3 separate regions of the Homo sapiens genome follow, and all the other regions are linked to region 2. Evidence: chromatin contacts called from ENCODE Hi-C or POLR2A ChIA-PET data. All regions are on one chromosome and are shown on one strand. Each heading gives the region's core, a stretch centred on a gene start or an enhancer-like site at or near the end of the contact. The rest is flanking DNA. Distances are from core to core; before and after follow the strand shown. Region 1 holds the start of CCR5 (C-C motif chemokine receptor 5). Region 2 holds the start of LZTFL1 (leucine zipper transcription factor like 1). Region 3 holds the start of CCRL2 (C-C motif chemokine receptor like 2).

Region 1 (2,816 bases), core at 249-2,748, 530 kb before region 2:
CAATCCTCTCACCTCACCCCTCCAAGTGGCTGGGGACTACAGGCGCCACCACACCAAGCTAATTTTGTTTATTTTTATAGATACAAGATCACACTATGTTGCCCAGGCTGGTCTCGAACTCCTGGGCTCAAGCGATCCTCCTGCCTCAGCCTCCTAGAATGCTGGGATTACAGGCATGAGCCACCATGCCCGGCTGCAACTCAGTCTTAACATTTTTATTGACGCTAGAGTTAGCCCACAAAGAACATGCACTATGAGCAAGCCAGTAATAATTAAGAGGCCTCGAGGGCACATACTGGATGCCAATCACTGTTCTAAGCATCATACCCATTCATTCATTTAATCCTTAGGGCAACCTTATGAGGCAGGAAATATTTTTCACATTTTGCAGACAAGGACCTTGAAGCACAGAGAGGGTGAGTAACTTGCTCAAAGCCACACAGCTAGTAAGCAACCGATTTTGAATGCGGGAAGCCTGCACTCTTAACTACCATGCTACCCTCCCTCTCAGTCCTCGAAAAGAGAATTAAAAGGCAAGACCATCAGATGTTTGGTGACATGATGTAGTCAGAGTGAAATGGCCGGGTGCCCAAGTCCCAGGGAAGGTCATAGATGACAACAGCCAATTGTAAAATCCTCACATTTTCTGTGAAGTTTGTGTTTGTAGTTTCTGAGTTGCCACAATTAAGAGTTGTCATACATACCCAAGAAATAATATAATAAAAAATGTTTCGTCTGCCACCACAGATGAATGTCATGCATTCTGGGTAGTTTAGTCTTATAACCAGCTGTCTTGCCTAGTCTATTTAAGTTCAGCTGCTCTAGCTGAGAATTTTCTCTTATTAAACCCTGTGAGTCTCAAACTCCCTGCACCTTAGACTAGGCAGCTGAGAGAAGCCCCTAGAAAAGCTCATTTTTAATTTTGAACCATAAAGAATTATATACTAACTGTGCCATGAAACTGATATATTAGAGGAAAATTTTATTTGGCGTTTGTAATTTAATATTAATTTTGACCATTTTTAGGCTTCCCTCTTGTCTGGAGGAAAAAGAAAAAAGAGAACCAGACTTAGACACAACTTCTTGTGGGCACATATTCAGAAGGCATCTCACTGGAGAGGGTTTAGTTCTCCTTAGCAGAAGATAAGATTTCAAGATTTCAGCTAAGACTCATCTCTCTGCAAATCTTTCTTTTGAGAGGTAAGGATTGTTAGTTATTAAAATACTATTGCTCCCTTTAAAGTCTTTCACTCACAATCATGTTTTGTATCTTTGATGTTATAACCGTCTGAAACTCATTCCAAACTGTGACCCTTTCCTTATCTTAAAGATTATATTTTAAGATAATTGTATGAGCACTTGGTGTTTGCCAAATGTCTTCTATGGGTTTCCTGTAAAGTCTTTTACTCATCTCAGAAGCTAACTAACAGGCCAAGCAGCTGAGAGGTTACTTACCGGGGAGAGTTTCTTGTAGGGGAACGGATGTCTCAGCTCTTCTGGCCAGATGAGCTGTGCAAATCAATCATATAGACAGTATAAAAGTAGGAAATGCTGTTTCTTTTGAAGGAGGGTGGAGTTAAATCATTAAGTGTATTGAAGGCGAAAAGAATCAGAGAACAGTTCTTCTTTTTAAGTTGAGCTTAAAATAAGCTAGAGAATAGATCTCTGGTCTGAAGGTTTATTTACGGGCTTTTCTCACTGGATTATTTTGTTTTTGTTCTCTGCTCATCCCACTACACAGAATCTGTTAGAAAATATAAAGAATAAAGGATATCAGAGCTAGAAGAACATTTACATTCATCTAGTCAAAAGCCCACATTTTAGTAAAAGAAATTACTATCCAAGAAGCAAATGATTTGTACAAGATCACAGGGCTTTTCAACAGTAAGGCTAAAAGGTTAAGAAAATTCTGATTATCTTAAGAGTTGCTATTAATTAAAGCCAACTTAAACCAACTTTAAATGTAGAGGGGGATCCTGGACTTCACATTAACCCTGTGTCCCCTTTTTCTCCACTCTCCCCGTATCCCCTATCCCACCCCAACCCCCACACAGATGCTCACCACCCAATATTATTGTTCTCTGTAAACGGAAACAACCTGTTGTCTAAAGAGTTTTAACTATGGGCTCACGGGTGAGCTAAACAGGTTTCCCATCTTTTTCTGGACCCAGGATCTTAGTGGGGATTTTCACTCTGTTCACTATTTTGTTGCCCTTCAAACCAGTAAGCATTTATGAGGACTCACACTATGCCAGATACATAGGTGGCAGGATTCTTCACTCCAGATATAATCTATCTGAAGCTATGAGAAATTTTCCACATGACATAAGTATATGGTCAAGTTCAGGTTCTTTATGACTATACTATATACAGTCATATCAAGCTCTCTTGGCGGTTGGTGACATCTGAAAATCTCAAGTATTGTCAGCAGAGCTGAGAAGACAGCAGAGAGCTACTCCCGAGCCACAAGATGCCCTCTGGGCTTCCGTGACCTTGGCTCTAGAATAAAAAGCTTTGGCTTGTGATCTCTAAGAAGGCAAATGAGACCCCAAACAGCAAAATTACGTGCCCCCAATCCTACAGAGGCAGACTAACCCAGGGGCTAAGCCAGTGGCCTCTGTAGTCAGACTGCCAAGCTTGAAACCTGTCTTACCCTCAGCTTTCTCGTCTGGGTATTGGGCTGAATGACAGTAGTCATTTCATGAGTTGTTGGGAGGATTCTATGAGGCATCCACGGCCAGCATCTAGCACATACTATGCACTCAGTAAACATCAAACTCTTAGTTACTCTTTCAGCAGTCCTTTGTCAGAGAGAG
Region 2 (2,989 bases), core at 11-2,510:
TACAGAGGAAAGAACCACGTATTATGAGGATTAACTACTGGAATGGAATGTGTCTATTAATAGCTCATAGTAGGCACTAAATAATGGCAACCAAATTCAACAACACTCACTAAACAGAAATGGGGAGGTGGGATGGTAAAGGGGAAGTTTAACTGAGCTTGGAAGGGGTTAATATTCAGGGTTGAGAGAATCTGCCCTTAGGAATCTTTCAAGAAGACAGGGATCCTGCCCAAATGCCATTGCAGTGCCAAGGGTAGGGAGCCTAGCCAAAGCTGAAGTTGGGCATACCCACGCCACTGCCTTCAGGCCATCATTCCGTGCATTGGAATGCTCCAGGTGACACACAGGAGAACCTTGTTTACTGTTCTTGACCCAAGGCTTGAGATCCTTCTGTGGGCAAATGCCTGCACATCACCTCTGTATCATGTGAGTGAAGGACTCTGAGTCCCTGGTATTTGCAATAATCGATCTCATCCTACACTTGTCCTTCCAAGCCAGTGTTTCTAAGAGTGGTCCTGATCTGTGATCACTCCTGGAACATCGGTTAAAAAGTGCAGATCCCAAGGACCCAAGCTAGACTTGTGAATCAGAATTTCTGGAGATAAGGCCCAGGAATTTGTTCAACAAGCTTCCATAGTAGTTCCAGGCATATGGAACCTTTTGAAATTCACTGCTCTCGGAGAAAACCCATGCTTTTTGCATTTTTTTTAAATGGAAAAATGTTGCTAGAGACTTTTAGCTGGAAATATAAGAGAAGATAATAACAACACAGTAATAATAATGGGCGGAGTCATGGGGAGGGGTCGTTTGAAGCTCTATTTGAGAACCTGCTGGCATTGGTGTTGTTGGCCTGTCTCAGCCACCCTGATGCTCAGGTAGGAACTCCTGAAAAAAAAAAATGTCTGGGCCGCGCCCTATGAGACCATTGAAAGGTCTGGGATGTCCATTCATCCTTGGGGTCACCTATGCCACAGGAAGTTCTGGACAAGAACTTCCCAACAATCCATAAGCGGACGCCACGAGGCGCGAAGCGCGTTGGTGGCCACACGCAACTCCAGGCAGCCCAACCCTCCCGCTACCTTCTGCAACTGCAGTCAGCTCCCAAAAGTGAACTGGCACAAAAAGGTGGGACTTCCGGCCCTGGAAGCCAATGCGCATGTGGCAGTCAACCGGTTACGCAATACTTCCTGTCGCGTGATCCTGAGGACCAATGAAAATGCATAATTGCAGTCCACGTGCCTCGGTTTCCGTTAGCAACCAGAGGCTTCTAAACAACCTACCCTCCTTCCCCATTTTCTGTGGTCCAACTACCCTCGGCGATCCCAGGCTTGGCGGGGCACCGCCTGGCCTCTCCCGTTCCTTTAGGCTGCCGCCGCTGCCTGCCGCCATGGTGAGTAACCGACCCTCAGGCGCCGCACCGCGCACAGGAGAGAGCGCGGCCGGGGCTGGAGACACTGAGCGGGTGGGCCCGGAATGATTACGTGGCCTCGTTGGGTCTGGCCGCACCTCAGCCTCCCTGAGAAGGGGAGCTGCGCCGGGCGCGAGAGATTCGGTTAACCGCAGCCCAAGCCCTTCTGGGGTAATCCTGGGTGAAGCCTTTTCCCAGCAGCCCAGCTCCGCCGCATCGCTTCGTTTCTCTCCTGCCTGCGGGGGCTGGAGCCAAGGCACAACTCTTAGGTGGCAGGTGAGGAGAGATAGAGGAAACTGCTGCCGGCCTAAGGTGCACGGCAGGGTTCTTAACTCTATTTCAAGAAGCTCCAAGTTTACGCACACACACACATTAACACATACGCAGGGTTCTCACTCAGTTTCAGGAAGCTCTAAGGTTTACACAGACACACGCGCGCGCGCGGTAACCAGAGGAGCAGGGAGAACGAATCCAGCTTTCTGTGTGATTGAAATCCAACTTTCTGATGTGGAGGTGACTTTAAGAATCCCAGCACCCCGTATTACAGCTGAGGAATTTGGGTGACATTTCCTTTGTTTTGGCTTGCTCAAAAAATATCATTAATCCCTCCAGCGAATATAGCATGCCATCTTAAATACCAGTCATACTTAGAACAGTGCACAGCACTGAAATGTTCAGGAAAACGGATGAAACCAGGGTTGAGAGCACCACCTGAAATAGCTACTGAAATACTTCAGCAACCAGAATTTCTATTTAGTCCACACTGTGTTCCAAGCGCTGTCTGGGAGCTGAGAAGACACCTGTGAGCTAAACAGATTGCTCCCTCCCCTTCTTGAGTTTAGAGCCTCTCCACTCATTCTCTTGATTTCCCTAAAATATCAGGAGAACACGTTGAAAACAAATCACAAAAAAATTGGTATCTCTTCCTGTTCTATCTTCTGTCATTCCTTTCCATCAGTTAACAACTGAGGCTTTGGAATCAGGCTCAGGTTCTTCATTAGTAAATTGCAGATAATAACTACACAAGACTGTTAATATGATAAGTAAGATAATGCGTGTAAACAGTGCAGTACCTGTGAAAATATTAAGCATTCAGTATCTGATAGGTATTATTAAACTGTGCTCATTTTTATCATTACAGTTTCCTCCTTGTACTTATCTTAAATTGTATATGGATTTGTGGGCATGGTTAAGAACAGGGAACCCTTTCTGGTACCTTACCCATTTCTCTTCTATCCCCTTCCCCCTAAACACACATACACAATTTGTGGTACAATTTCAAGACACTAGCTTGGCAATGCTCTGGCAGGATTTCTTGCTGTATGTTTTCAGCTCTTTTTATTATTATTTTAACGGAATATTTCTACAATAAAATTCAAACAAATTCTGACTTCCCCACTTGGATACCTCCCATTGTTTCTAACCATTTTAGGACTGATCATCATATCTACCTCTCATTTAGCAGATAGTAAAACTAATGTCATTGGGGTTAAGTGACTTGGTAACAGACTGTTACCAAGGTAGATAGTTGCATAGCTAGACCTAAACCTGGTTTCTAATCCAGTGCTTTGTCTATTATAC
Region 3 (2,919 bases), core at 305-2,804, 570 kb before region 2:
CCATTATGGCAAAAACAAGCTTGAAAAGGCTATACCTCTGCTCCCTGAACCTTAGTGTTTTTCTCATTTGCACATAGAGAAATGTAAAAATAAATAGGGGGAGGACAAGAACCGAAATGTTCATTTTTAAAGTCAGAAAATGCTTCCAGAATGTCTCATCAGCTGGCAGGAAGGGAGTTCTGCTAAATGCACACTTGTATTTCTGGTCTTCCATCTGAGGTTTATAAACCACGAATTCAGGCAAAGTGGCCAGAATGGCTGTTACCCATGCCAGGACACTTGTAATGATGCCACAGGGCACCCTCCTCCTGGCTGAGAAAAAGTTTCCCTTGTGCAAAAACACTAGGTACCTTTGCACAGTCAGAAGGCAATTGAAAAATGTCTCACTGTACAGGCCCACGAAGTACAGTCCAATGAGAATTTTACACATGGGATCGCCCCCAGCATGAGCCCAGAAGGGCAGGGTAAGCAAGAAACACAAGTTAGAAACTGCCAAGTTTAGAAGATAGATATTTTCCACGCGTTTGAGTCCTTTATATTTTACCAGGATAAGCACAACCAGGAGATTGTCCAGGACACCGATCACAAACACAGCAGAGCAGAGTGATGGCACCAGCTGGGCTGAGAGTGCCTGGGCGTCATACTTGTCACATTGCTCTGCCTCATCGCTCTCCAGTTCACCTTCTATGAGGACATCATATTCATCCTCTGGTGCCAGCGTGTAATTGGCCATCTTCAGACTGCCCTGTGGAGAAATGGGAGATGATTTTCCCCTCCGACAGCTGCCTTATCCTGGAGGAAACAACAAACTGGACCTGGATTCATACAGCCCCACTTTCCCTTTCTGGAGCTACATTTTAGCCAGAGTAATTCCCTATTTCAGAAGACTGAAATAAACATTTCTTTAACGTGTGCCCACTTCCCCAGAGCAGCACCATTCCCAATCTAGTTGTTAAGCATGTAAGTGCTTAGCAGTGTGCCAGGTGCCACGGGAAATAAAGCTGGCATGACACCGCCTTGGTAGAACTTACCTTCTTTTAGCAGAAACAGGACTTGCCTACATGAACACAATATGTAAGAAAATATATAATTAAAGAGAACCAAGTACGATGGCTTACTTTTAAGAAACGGGTGTAGATCATAATTTCTGCATTTTAAAAAGTTTGCTCACCCCCCGAAGCAGCTTCCTGTGACAGCTGAGACGTTTTTCTCTCGAAGGGTATAAATAAATGTTTGCAAAAGTGAAACCATGCTCAGCATCAACATGGCCATAAGGGGTTAAATACATAGATGACACACAGATGACTTACCACTGGGCTGAGCTCCTGCAGGGGAAGGGCGCAGCCTCCAGACCCAGCATCCGGGAGCTGTGGGAATGGCCCCGGACAGTGGATGCCCTCCTTTTGATCAGACTGCTCCTGACCCTGAGGGGCACGAGAAACCACTGTTGATTCCCCTGGTGGCTCTACCCGCCCCACTCACCGAGCTCAGGGACCAACTGAAATAAAGTACTCAAAAGCTCCCCCAGGCCTCCAGAGGATCTCTGAAGCGTCTGAAAGCAACCGGGAAGTTGTTTCCTCCTCCCTCTGGCCCTGTACCCCGCCTTTGATTTCCCTGTGACCTTTGACAGCCGTCTTCTGGCCTTCTGAGATAAGGGAACTGTGTCACTGCCGCTCTGAGTGGTAGCAAGGAAGTGATGTCAAGGTGCTGAGAACTGCCAAGACGCTCTGGCTTGTGGCATGTGACACTCTGAGTAGGTAACAGGTACCAGCTACTGTCAGCAGGGAGGAAGGTATGTGGTGACCACGAGTCCAGACCTGAGGGTCCTGACCCTCTAATGCGGCCTCTCACCAGTGTTCGCAGAAACCCACCCGCTGATTCAATACGGGGACCAGGAACCTGCCATGACAGTCACGGTGTGTTTGGGTTTTTATTGTCATTTTTGAGGGGCACTGTGTGCTTTGGTTAAGACTGAGGCCTCAAAAGAGAATTTTAGGAAAATGGAAGCCACAGGGTGATGTCAGCTGGGAAAAGGCCAGGGGCAGAGGTGGGGTCTCAGCGGCAGTGAGCATAGGGCTGCCCTGGGTGTCAACACTGAGGAAAGCAAAGGGGTTTGCAAGCAGCCAGAAGTGATTGGTGCTGTGACTCATGGGGGAGCTGACCCCACTCGGAAAAGGAGAACCCAGAGGAGGAAAATCCCGTGGTGATGACACAGAGGCGACATCAAGTTGGGTGGGAGAGAATGTGAGGAGGACAAGTTTAACCCCAAACTGAGGCTGGGGGCTAGGGTAGGTTTGAGTCCAGAGAGAAGGAAATTGAGAGAACAGCCCAGATTTGGAATGGTGGGAGGAGGCTGTGGGGAGGGGAGGCTGTGGGAAGAGAGTGGGACGGGGAGGGCACGGTCTGGAAGAAGGACGAACCGAGAAGAGGAACTTGAAAATAATGAAAAAATCTAGATGAGCTTCTCTTGGGTCAACGACTCAGCAGCTGTGACTAACCTAATTTGGGGATCAGACCTATTTGCTTAGAATTTATATATTGATTAAATGACATCCTTTTCCCACCAAAGATGTGTCTGAGGTAGGATTGAATACAAAATTTGTACCTGTCAAAATAGAAATAGAAAATTAAGAAACTAGCCTGGCACTGAGGCGCATTCCTACAGCCCCAGCTACTCAGAAGTATGAGGTGGGAGGGTCGCTTGAGCCCAGGAGTTTGAGGCCAGCCTGGGCAACATAGTGAGATCCCGGATCTATAAACAATATAAAAATTAGCCAGATGCAGTGGCAAGTGCCTGTAATCCCAGACATTCCAGAGGCCAAGGTGGGATGTTCACGTGAGCCCAGGAGTTGGAGGCTGCGGTGAGCCATGATCATGCCACTCTGCACTCTGGCCTGGGTGGCAGAGCGAGACACTGTC

The links. Hi-C counts contacts between places; a loop is a spot of excess contacts on that map. ChIA-PET counts read pairs that join two places held with the same protein, here RNA polymerase II (POLR2A). Pooled maps may share reads with other maps.
Region 1: a loop to region 2 is called in a pooled map, with 2.2 times the contacts of the local background. The contact joins the promoter of CCR5 here to the promoter of LZTFL1 in region 2. A Hi-C loop is called at or near these places in 1 of 37 single-sample maps with no recorded cell type and 2 of 50 pooled maps. POLR2A ChIA-PET finds 5 or more read pairs at or near these places in 1 of 52 experiments (activated CD4-positive, alpha-beta T cell).
Region 3: a pooled map shows a loop between it and region 2 (5-fold over the local background). The contact joins the promoter of CCRL2 here to the promoter of LZTFL1 in region 2. A Hi-C loop is called at or near these places in 4 of 50 pooled maps.

What each region holds. Positions count from the first base shown.
Region 1 is chr3:46,369,628-46,372,443 of GRCh38, reverse strand. CCR5 (C-C motif chemokine receptor 5) reads right to left here and starts at 1,498. Exons shown (of 2, transcript NM_001394783.1): 1 at 1,456-1,498. CCR5AS (CCR5 antisense RNA) reads left to right here. Exons shown (of 4, transcript NR_125406.2): 3 at 1,027-1,200.
Region 2 is chr3:45,840,390-45,843,378 of GRCh38, reverse strand. It overlaps LZTFL1 (leucine zipper transcription factor like 1), which reads left to right and starts at 1,260. Exons shown (of 10, transcript NM_020347.4): 1 at 1,260-1,390. The coding sequence starts at 1,388.
Region 3 is chr3:46,405,894-46,408,812 of GRCh38, reverse strand. CCRL2 (C-C motif chemokine receptor like 2) reads right to left here and starts at 1,554. Exons shown (of 2, transcript NM_003965.5): 1 at 1,311-1,554; 2 at 1-745. The coding sequence starts at 733. It overlaps CCR5AS (CCR5 antisense RNA), which reads left to right and starts at 1,747. Exons shown (of 4, transcript NR_125406.2): 1 at 1,747-1,916.